Regions from separate parts of the Homo sapiens genome. Here region 1 is linked to region 2. A link is a contact called in ENCODE Hi-C or POLR2A ChIA-PET data. All regions are on one chromosome and are shown on one strand. The core of a region is the stretch at or near the end of the contact, and the rest is flanking DNA. Distances in the headings are between cores, read along the strand shown. Region 1 overlaps DPYSL5 (dihydropyrimidinase like 5). Region 2 overlaps DPYSL5 (dihydropyrimidinase like 5).

Region 1 (5,348 bases), core at 1,271-3,770, 51 kb after region 2:
CATTCCTTTTTTTGTCTGGTTTCTTTCGCTCAGTAGTATTAAGTTTTTGGCTGTTAAAGATAAAGCTACTGTGAACATTCATATACATATATTTGTGTGGACATAGGCTTTTATTTCCCTTGGGTAATTACCCGGAAGTGGAATGTGTCTGTTTTATGGTAGGTCTACATTTAGCTTTTTAAGAAATTGCCACCTGGTTTCCAAAGTGGTTGTAACAATTTTTTTTTCCCCATCAGTAGTGACTCCATATCATTCCCACCACTTGTTGTGGTCAGTCTTTTTAATTTTAGCCGTTCTAATAGGTGTGTAGTGGTATCTCAGTGTGGTTACAATGTGCATTTCCTTAGTGACTAGTGTTGAATGTCTTTACATGTGCCTATATGCCTTCTATATGTTTTCAGTGAAGTGTCTGCTCACACCTTTTACCCATGTTTTAGTAAGTTGTTGGCTTTTAAAAATCTGAATATAAGAGTTGTTTTCTTTTTTTCTTTCTTCTTCTTCTTTTTTTTTTTTTTTTTTTAGTAGAGACAGGGTTTCACCAGTTGGCCAGGCTGGTCCTGAATGATTGACCTCAGTTGATCTGCCCGCCCCAGCCTCCCAAAGTGCTGGGATTACAGGTGTGAGCCACCACACCCAGCCCAAAAGTTGTTTATATAGTCTAATTACAAGCCATTTATTAGATATATGTTTTGCAAATTTTTCTCCCAGTCTGTTACTTACTTTTTCATTTTCTTAAGTGTTTTTTGAAGAGCAGTAGTTTTTAATTTTGAAGTCCAATTTATCGATTTTTTTATTTCTACTTCATGCTTTTTGTGCTATAATCAAGAAATTTTTTCAGAATCCAAGGTCTCTAAGATTTTCCCCTATGTTTTCTTTTAGAAGTTTGTAATTTTAGCTTTTACAGTTCAGTCTATGATCTGTTTTAAGTTAATTTTTATACATGGTATGTGGTATCTATGTTCAGTTTTTTTTTTTTTTTTTTTGCAAATGGCTATCCAATTGTTCCAGAGCCATTTGTTGAAAAGATTATCCCTTGTCAAAAATCAATTGACCATACATGTGCCAGCCTATTTGTGGACTCTTCTCTTCTTTTGATCTGTTTGTCTATTTTTACACCAATACCACAGTCTCTTAATTATTGTAACTTTACAGTAAGTCTTGAAAGCGGGCAGTGTATGTCTTCCAACTCTGTTCTTTTTCAAAGTTGTATGACTATTTTATGTCCTTGGAAGCAAATAGTTTAGTGCAGGCTGCAAATCAAAAACATAGAGAAACGAATGCATTAACCAAGCACTTGATCAACATTCTCAGTCCTTAACATGGTCCCTTTCTGTTGGCTAAAAGTCAGGAATTTTCTTTAAAATTTTCTCAAGTTATTTGGAGGGAAAAATCTATGACATGATTATAAATATTGATGTAAATATATTGTCTTCGTATCATCCATGTCTAATTTAAAGTAAATTACAATGACATCAAGGGGAAGAGCGCATGCTTCCTCTTGCCTTAGATTTAGAGTTGGTGGAGAAGAGGGGTAGGCTGGGGGCTCCTGAAAGGACTAGATTGGGATTAAACTTTTCCTGGACTGAATCTAACCACTGAACCATCGCCCCTCTCCCTTTCCCTCAGTCAGGTTTCCATTCTTTACAGAATCCTTTGTTACCGTCAGGCCTGGGCTGGAGCTTCTCTTTTCTGGTTTAGTGCCTTGATTCTCACACTGCCAGGCAAAACACACTCCAGGACTTAGGTTTAGGAGGGCACTTTGGCTCTCAATCTCAAAGCCCTAGACTTAGTGGCCATCAAAGAATATATTTTTCCCACCAGGTGGAAAATACAGTGCTCAAAATGGGGTGTGTTCAGCCCCTGAGGGGATCTGGGACCACAGACCCCGAGCTGGTGCGTGGCAGCACATGGTTCTCACAGGACCTGAGGTTAGGCGTCCATCCCCCAACCCCTCTGCAATCGGGATGCCCCTGAGCTGTCAGGTCCAGACCTCAGGCCCACCCATCAGAGCACTTCCACACCCATTCATCACTTATTTTGATCTTTGAAGGCCCCTCGGGCAGATCTTATCATCCTTCCTTTGCAGGCAGAAAGCAGCGTCCCAGAGAGGTGAAATAACTTGCCAAGCTAATAAGGGCAGGGCAGGCCTGTCTGCCGCCCATTGACTCACAGCCCCCGTTCCTGGAAACCACATTTCCAGGGCGGCCTCTCGTCAGCTTTATGGCACTGTCACACCTTAGCTTTGGGACTAAAATGAGGGTCTTGCCACGTTGAGGCAGCTGAAGGATGGAGAAAGCGGAGTTACATGTGTCTTATTGCTCTCTGGCATCCGTGGGTAGCCTGGATGTTTAATAAACATCATCATGGCCTGCTGGCCTGTAAACGTCCCTTTTTGGGGTTAGAAGGGGTTTTGCTAAGGATGTGGGTGACAAAGGGCCTCTCAGTGTGCCTCTGTTTCAGAGCGGCTCTCCGGAAGCTGGCAGCCACATTCCCTATGCCACACAGCTCCTCTGAGGAGCCTCTCCAGTCTCCATGGAAACCGCATGTCGGGAGCCAGCCGGCTCCGTACTGTGGCTTTGTATTAAACACAATGAATTTAAATTGGATGCTCGGCAGTGAAGATAATCATTCTGGATTAGAGAGAAGCCTGGAGCTCCTCATTTCATCATTTTACATGTTGGCACAATTCTCAGTTTTCGCCCTGTAATTCAAGCCCAAGCCGCACTTACCCCTCTGTTTCTAAGCTGCAGTTAGGTCCGATTTCACTTGGGTTTTTCTCCATTCTTTGAGGAATCTTGGAGCTGGGGAGCCCCTCCGTCAGGCCAGGGCTACTCCAGCATTGTGTAAAGGAAATCAGGGGGCTCTAGAGTCTGGCTATGTGATTTTCTCAGGCCCCAGTTTTCTTATCTGTAAAATGAGAGGAGTAACCCCTCCCCTAGAGTTATTTTAAAAAGTATTTATTGTGTAAACATGCAACATAAAATTTACCGTTTTGACTGTTTTTAAGCGTATGGTTCTGTGGCATGAAGTACATTCGCATTGTTGTGCAACCATCACCACTGCCCACCTCCAAAACGTTTTCATCTTCCCCACTGGCTCTCTATTGATGAGGGTGAATGAATAAGAAGTTCCCATTAAACAGTGATTCCCCATTCCTCCCTCCCCTAGTCCCTGGCAATCACCATCTTATTTTCTGTCTCTGAATTTGACTACTCCAGGTCCCTCATATCAATGGAATCATTCTGTATTTGTTGTTTTGTGACTGGATTGTTTCACTTAGCATAAGGTCCTCAAGATTCATTCATGTTGCAGCGGGTGTCAGAATGTCCTTCCTTTTTAAGGCTGAATAATACTCCATTGTATGTAGATAACCACATTTTGCTTCTCCATTCATCTGTCTATGGATACCTAGGTTGCTACCACCTTTTAGCTGCTGTGAATGCTATGAACATGGGTGTACAAATACCTATTTGAGTTCCTGCTTTCCATTACAGAGTCATTTTGAGAATCAAGTAAGATAATAAATATTAACAACATTGCACATAGTAGGCTGTCAGTAAATGTTAATTTCTTTCCTGAAAGTGTGTTAAACCCAGGAGCTAATGCCACAGTGGCCTGATGACTTCAGTGAGAGTGATGTCACTTTTGCTAGCAGGCTGCTTCTGTATCCCTGGGACTCGCTGATCTGCCATGTCTGGGAATTCACCCAATTCATTCCAGGGCTTAAAGGAAATGTCTTCAGCATGGAAATGTGCTTCGTGTCTCACCATAAAAACCATGCATGCTTTTACATTTCTCTCACCAGTGGGTGTTCATGTATTTCTAGTTCCAAAATGTAAAAAAAAAAAAAAAAAAGTGTTAGAGCTGATATATATACTAACTTATCAGTGTTCTATTTTAAGTACACCCTCTGGGAGACCCTGAAGCCAGGGAGGGATCGCCCAGGCTGGGAGGTTCTGTGCCGAGTTACTATTTCAGCAGCAGCATCAGACCGGTTTCCAGTATTACAGAAGAATCTGGGATACGGAGTAAAAATACCTGGATCGCAGCCTTGGCTGGTCTCTCAAAAACTGAGAAGATGACCATGTCTGTTTCACATGGCTGTGAAGATTAGATGGGAGAGTACCTCGCTGCGCTGATGCAGGAGGCAGAAAGGGACCAGGTCTTTGGGCTGGTCTGTACCCTTCCGGTAGATTCTCTCTGTGTCTAGTTTCATCCAAGAGCCTTCTATAAGGGAGCGCCCCCTTGCTGCTTTGAAGCCCTCCAGGGGTGAGAATTGCAGACCTCGGAACCATCTTTCCCTGGGGGGTCCTCTAGTCTTTCCAGGCATTGCTGGGGCAGCCCTGGAGCCAGTGCCCCTTTGTACTTAGGAATTTGTGACAGAAGGGAAGGAGGGGCAGGGGCTTTTGCACAGCCTCCTGACCCATGCATGACCTGGCTGCTCCCTACAGCTTACCAATCAGGCCTGTTCTTTATTGATGAGGCTGAAGGGAGGAGGGGAAGCAGGGATTTCACACAGAATCACAGACCTTTCTCTCACTTCTCAGCAGTGGCTGCTGGCAGTGTGGGGTGCACCTGGGATCTGTCCACCTGTTAAGCAGGAGCCAGGGCAGGCTGAAATCAGGGCTTCCTGAACAGATGTGTTCTTTGTCCCTGGGACAAGAAAGGTCCCTGGGCTACTCACCTACGGGGAGCAGGAACTCAGGACTCCCAGGGAGGGCCTGCATCTTAACCTCTAAGGGGAGCTCACCTCTTCTTGAAGCCAGTGAGCCCAGGAAGTTTCTGTGCCTTGGTAAGAGGCTTTGCTTGGCTTCCATAACCCCATACCCCCGGGCTTCCTCCTACTTCTTTGCAATTCCTTCCCAGTCTCCTTCCTGGTCTTGTCTTAATCTTGATGCTCTCCTATGCTGTGGCCTCTCAGGGTCCTATTCCAGAGTGTCTCTTCCTCTTACCCACCCTCTCCTCCTGTGTAATCTGTTACTGATGACTCCCATTTACAGCTGCAGCCCAGCCACCTCTGTGCACCTCCCTACTGGACATTGTGCCTTGGATGCCCCAAAGCCTAACCTAACACGCTCCGTGTCCTCCATACAACCCCACTCCTCTTCCAGGGATACCTCCTGCAGGGAATGGTACCCCATCCACCCAAGCCAGGCCTACTTACTAAAGACCAGGGGACTCCTCAGGGACACAGCCAGAAACCAAATCCAGGTCTGTCAGGCTCCAGAGTTCAGGCTTCTCCCACCATTGCCCTGCCTCCATGGACCATCGGAGAATTGAACTGCATTTCTAACAAACCGAGTAATGCAAATGTCGCTCTGAGCTCCAAACCAAACTCAGCATGCCCT
Region 2 (5,870 bases), core at 2,543-5,042:
AGCTCCGCCTCCTGGGTTCACACCATTCTCCTGCCTCAGCCTCCTGAGTAGCTGGGACTACAGGCACGCGCCACCAAGCCCGGCTAATTTTTTGTAGTTTTAGTAAAGACGGAGTTTCACCGTGTTAGCCAGGATGGTCTTGATCTCCTGACCTCGTGATCTGCCCGCCTCGGCCTCCCAAAGTGCTGGGATTACAGGCGTGAGCCACCGCACCCAGCCCAGACTTAACATTTCTTTAAAACCTCGACTTACTGCTTAAACTCTGAGTCCCTTAAGCACTTAAATATTTCATATTTCATATCTTTTATAATATAGGATTTAATTTTTTTTTTTTTTGGAGACAAGGTCTCACTCTGTCACCCAGGCTAGAGTGCAGTGGCATGATTGGGGCAGCCTCGATTTCCCAGGCTCAAGCAATCCTCTCACCTCACCCTCCCAAGTAGCTGGGACCACAGGTGCAGGTGGATGCCACCACACCCAGCTATTTTTTTTTTTTTTTTTCCGTAGAGATAGGGTCTCCCTATGTTGCCCAGGCTGGTCTTGAACTGCTGGTCTCAAGCAATCCCCCCGCCTTGGCCTCCTACAGTGCTGGGATTACAGACATCCACCACCACACCTGGCCTAATTTTGTACTTTAAAATATATAAATCTAATACTCCAATATTTAATCAATTATAAACCACCCATAGACAATTTTGTTTGCCTAGCTAATGTAATTTTGGCTGATTCCATTCAAGCCTTTGTCCATATGTTTACATAAATTTTTACAGAGTTGTTACCATGGCATGGAAATTATTTCATATTCTGTTCTTTCATCAAAACTTTTCCATGTCTCTATCTAATTTACAAATTGAAGCTTTTAAATGGCAGTCTTCAGTTCCGTTGGAATGTACTAGATTCCATTTTTTTAATTCATTTTGTTTTCATATGTTATTAGATTCTATTTATGCATTTACTTATTGATGAACATTAAGGTTATGTTCAAGTTTTTAATTATTTTAGATAGTACAACCACAAAAATCCTCATTCGTATCTTTGTGAACATCACATATATCATTTTCATACCTAGCTGATAATATGTTTTTGAGAATAGAGATTGTGTTTTTTTTTTTTCCAAATGTTTTTGGCATAGGGGGTACAATTCTATCTATAGTACCTGATAGTTTTCACATTAAGAGAAATGTATAAATACCTGTTAATTCCTTTATTTCAGGACCAACTTCACAAAGTTTCCTGATCAGCAAATACTTTCTAATCAGCCTTAATTGGCAAGTTGGTCATTGAAGAATTTGTGTGAAAGTAGGAATAAAATTGTGTGAGCTACTCAGTCATTAACAGGAATAATTTGGAGGACAAAAGATTCCAAGTGAAGCTGATTTTTATCAATTAATTCTATAAAATTGTGCTGTCTCAGTGGCAGATAGCACCTGATGTTGGCCATTATGACAGAAATTAAATGGTCTTGGTGTTGCAGAGAGATGATTCGGTTATGAGACGCACCCATTGCTAAGTTTGAGTATCTGGTAACAGAGTGCAAATAGCCAGAAATGGAAATGAATGTTAGTGCTGCCTGGCAAGGGAGAGAGAGGTTTACTGTCTGATAACTGTGCACTTAACTTGCCTTGGGCTGTTGTTTGAGATGGGCTTGAACCTCCTCTCAGACCTGCACCTATTTCCTGAGTGCCTGCAACGGGCAGTGCGATTTCCAGGAAGGAGCTAGTGCATGGGAGAGAAATGGGGTTGGAATCCTGACTGTTACTTCCTAGGCACGAGAGATCTTGGGTAAAGTCATTTTATCTCCTCAAGCCTCAGTTTCCTTGTGAACTAAAGGGATGCTAATATCGTCCTCACAGGCTTCTAGAGGACTAAAGTGAAAACGTGCACTGAGTCTGGTGGGAGTGTGGTAAGTGCTAAGTGGAGCTAATGGTATTGTCCAGATGCTAAATTAGGTGCTTTGTGACATATAAATGTATATAAAAACAATCAAAGGGACATGATTGTCAAATGGACACAGGCTGGACAATATGACAATTGGAGAATGTAAACTTCTCCCTCACATAAGGAGAAGTTTAGCACAACGCCTCTCCCCTCCTGTGTCTGTCAAATGAGAAGATGCAGACTGGATGCTGTCCTGACTGCTTTGATGTCCTGTGACAGACACCCTGTGTTGCTGCTGAGCTGTCACAATTCTTCATTGGTGAAAACTGGCAGATTTGCAGTTTGACACTATCTATCAAAATTAAAACTGCACATTCCTTTTAACCCAGCAGTACCACTGCTAGCAATTTTTCCTAAAGATATACAAGCACATGTGCTTGATGAAAAATAGGAAGGGCTGTTATTGCAGCACTATTTGTACTAGGAAAAAATTAGACATGACCTATCATTGGAGAATGAATGGAATGCACTATGACACGTCCTTACAAAGGAATACCATACAGCCATTACAAAGAATAAGGCAGGTATTTCTGTTCTGATGTAGAACAATCTCTAATATATATCATTGAATGGGAGGAAAACAATGCAGAACAATATTTAATGCGTGCCACCCTTTCTGTAATACATTATGTAATGTGAAATATATACTTAAATATGCATAGACCATCCATGGAAGGAAACACAACAAAACCTATGATGTTGCTTGTCTCTGGAGGGGTCAGGGAGGAGCTGGGAAAACTCACAATTTACATGGCTTTAAATGTTTATCATGTCTATGTTTTACCTGTCTAAACAGTAATAATAATTTGTCACCCGTGGCTGGCTCTGGCTCACCCTGTCAGAGACTCAACAAGACTTGAGGAGGGTGAAGTTCTTGGGCCCATGTGGATGGCTTATGTTCCCAAACGGACCCCCAGATGCAGGCCTCCGAAATAAGACACAAGCATACAGAGTTGGGCTTTCAGGCTTACTGAACAGACAGACTGTGTTTTTTTGACTGCCCATTCAAACAAGAAAGGCTCTGAGATCAGGAAGTAGGTATGACCCATTATTGCTGACTATCAAATAGCTTTTCCAATATTTCCCCTTTGAGTCTTTTTTATTCAGAGGAAAACTTGGTTGGAACTGTAGGACACAGAAGATGAGAAGCACTAACTGGGCATTGTGAACCTTCCCACAGGTTCACAATGTGTGTGATGTGTGTGTCTGCTCATCCCTTCATCCCTTCCTTCAGGCAGCAAGTGCTTGATGAATACCTGCACTGGGCCAGGTGTCATCATAGGATATTGGGTCTAAAAGAACTTTAGAGAACGTTTAGTCATTTCACAGAGGAGGAACCCACAGGGCACTTTAGCTTTCAGTGAGTGGTATCGGTGCAGAGAGAATGGTGATTTTTGCCTTCTTTGGTCTCGGATGATGGGTTAGGAAGCCTCTGGATGCTCCTATAGAATTGGCTTCCTCATGTAGAGCATTCATTTCATTTTGCCTTGTGTTTCAATTACTTGTGGACATGTTTTCTCTCTAAGGACGTGAAGACAGATTCATGCCATCCCCCGGCCATGATCTCTAACTCCTGGTGTTCACACTCTTATGTAATCCTCTATCTTTGAATGTGGCAGGACCTGTGACCTGCTTCTAACTAATAGGATACAACAGGGGTGATGGGAATGTCCTTTCCCTTATTATGTTATATAATACCTTATCTTGCTAGCAAACTCCTTTTGGAGACTCTTTTTGCTTGATGAAGTAAGTGGCTATTTTGGGAAAGCCCACTTGGCAAGAAATTGGTGGCTTCTAGGAGCTGAGGGTGTCCTCTAGCTGAGAGCCTGCAACCATGTGGAAATGAATTCTGCCAACAATGTGACTGAGTGTGGAAATAAGTTCTCCCCCAGGCAGGTCTCCAGATGAAAACATAGCTCATCCAGCATCTTGATTGCAGCCTTGTGAGGCTCTAAGCAGAGGACCCAGGGCTCCTGACCCACAGAGTGTGAGGAAATAAGCTTGTGTTGTTTTAAGCCACTAAATTTGTGATCATTTGTTACACAGCATAGAAAACTAATACAGGGCTCTCTTGTGGCACTTGGCGCAAGGCCCCTCAGCAAGTTGGTTATCAATGAATATGTTGAGCTGAATTTATTTCTCTTTCTTTTCGTGAATGTATCTCACAATAATTGCCTGAAGTGCTCTCACTTGGGTGGTCATATAATTTATATTTCAAAGCAGAGCACTTTGGAGAGTGATTATTATTTGCTATTAATGATCTACTTGGGTCTATAGGGATAAACTGGGTCTATGCCAGGCATACTGGGAGGTATGGTCCCCCAAGCTATGATAATCTCATCATTTATTGTCCACGTTTTCCTGGCTCATTTTGCCCCAGGAAGCCATTGCATGTTTGTTGATTATTTTTCTTCTGGGTCTGCACTCTTCCTTCCCCCTCCCCATCCCTACCTGCTCCCTGGCTTCTGCCTGGATGTTGGCAGAGAGCCGCTGTGTGCCTGACTGTGACAAGGCTGGTGGAAGTCACCGGGATGCCAGGCACATCCAGCCTCTGTGTGGAGGTCCAGCAGAGTGGGGCAGCTGTATTGACTAAGTTGGTGGGAAGGGAGGCTGGGACGGAGCTGTGCAGAGGAATTTACTAGAAGCAGTTGCAGGAGTGATCAGCACCCCATTACATGGCCATTTTCAATGTGTACAGCCTATTCCAGAAGCTGTTTCTGCCTGCCCCTGGTGTTTTTGTTGGGTTTTGTTCAGGTGGAGGGGAGGGGACTTGTTGAGGTGCCCTCCCCTTGGAATCCCCTTTTTGGAATAGACCCTGTAGCATCTGACACATGCACTCTGAGGGCCTCTCTCCAACACAGCGGGAGGAGAGGCTCCCTTTCCCCCACCACCCACCTCCATAATTATCTTCCTCAGAATCCATATGGGGAGCCCAGTCCCTTCCCACATGTCACCAGAATGTCCCTTCACTTTTTCACTGAGCCAACCACTTGCATTGCCCCTGGCCCACCCCTTCCTCCAATGTTCAGCTGTGTGGAGCCATACTAGCCCTGGCACTCTTGGCCACAGCTCTGACATGGGCCCCAGGCCATTGGCATCCTCCCCCTTTAAGCTGGCTCAGTTTCAGCTGCTGACCAGGAGTGTGGGACAGTCTTGACCTGCCCCCCAGGCATGTACCTATTTTCTTGACTTGTGGACCAGGCTGGAGTTTCCATTCCTTTCCTATCACTGCTTCTCAAATCTTGCCCAGAATGGTAAAGGAAAAGGAGCTCATACCCCTGGGAGCTTGTGGGCTGGGCCTGCAGCACCCTGGTACAAGTTGGAAATATCTTTGAAGCCTGCTTGAACAGCTTTATTGAGTATTGAGATACAACTTTCATACCATAGAGTTCACCCATACTAAGTGTGCAATGCAATGGTTTCTAGTGTGTTCACAGAGTTGTGTAGTCATCACCATAGTCTAAATTTACCACATTTTTGCCACCCCAAAAGAAACTCCATACGCATTAGCAGTCACTCTCTGTTTCTTCCACTACCATCTCTTCCCCAACCCTCCAGCCCCTGGCAACCACTAATCTACGTATTGTCTCTAGGGATTGGCTGATTCTAAACATTTCATATACATAGAATCGTACAATATGTGGCCTTTTGTGACTGTTGAAGCCACATTTTTTAATCTTAAGAAAATTAATGCACTGTCTGCACTCTAGTTCACAGTATTTCCTTTTCGTTTTAATAGATACAAGGAATTTCAGAAATTACATATAGTTAGACCGGGTGCAGTGGCTCACACTTGTAATCATAGCACTTTGAGAGGCCAAGGTGGGTGGATCATTAGAGCCCAGGAGTTTGAGACCAGCCTGGACAACATGACAAAACCCTATCTCTTTCAAAAAAATACAAAAATTAGCCAAGTGTAGTGGTGCGCGCCT

The links. Hi-C counts contacts between places; a loop is a spot of excess contacts on that map. ChIA-PET counts read pairs that join two places held with the same protein, here RNA polymerase II (POLR2A). Pooled maps may share reads with other maps.
Region 1: a map of dorsolateral prefrontal cortex shows a loop between it and region 2 (2.5-fold over the local background). The contact joins two enhancer-like sites. A Hi-C loop is called at or near these places in 8 of 168 maps with a recorded cell type or tissue (IMR-90, K562, PC-9 and 4 more) and 1 of 50 pooled maps. POLR2A ChIA-PET finds 5 or more read pairs at or near these places in 5 of 52 experiments (A673, K562, PC-9 and 2 more).

Annotation. Positions count from the first base shown.
Region 1 is chr2:26,910,116-26,915,463 of GRCh38, forward strand. The region is part of intron 2 of DPYSL5 (dihydropyrimidinase like 5); the gene reads left to right. Among named protein-coding and RNA genes, the nearest start is that of MAPRE3, 58 kb to the right of the region's middle. RefSeq lists enhancers at 2,255-2,892, 3,081-4,037 and a silencer at 2,386-2,680. Within about 2 kb of position 2,521, at least 3 of the 41 ENCODE cell types and tissues checked have a DNase peak (open chromatin) inside an H3K27ac peak, as active enhancers do.
Region 2 is chr2:26,858,252-26,864,121 of GRCh38, forward strand. The region is part of intron 1 of DPYSL5 (dihydropyrimidinase like 5); the gene reads left to right. Among named protein-coding and RNA genes, the nearest start is that of DPYSL5, 13 kb to the left of the region's middle. Within about 2 kb of position 3,793, at least 2 of the 41 ENCODE cell types and tissues checked have a DNase peak (open chromatin) inside an H3K27ac peak, as active enhancers do.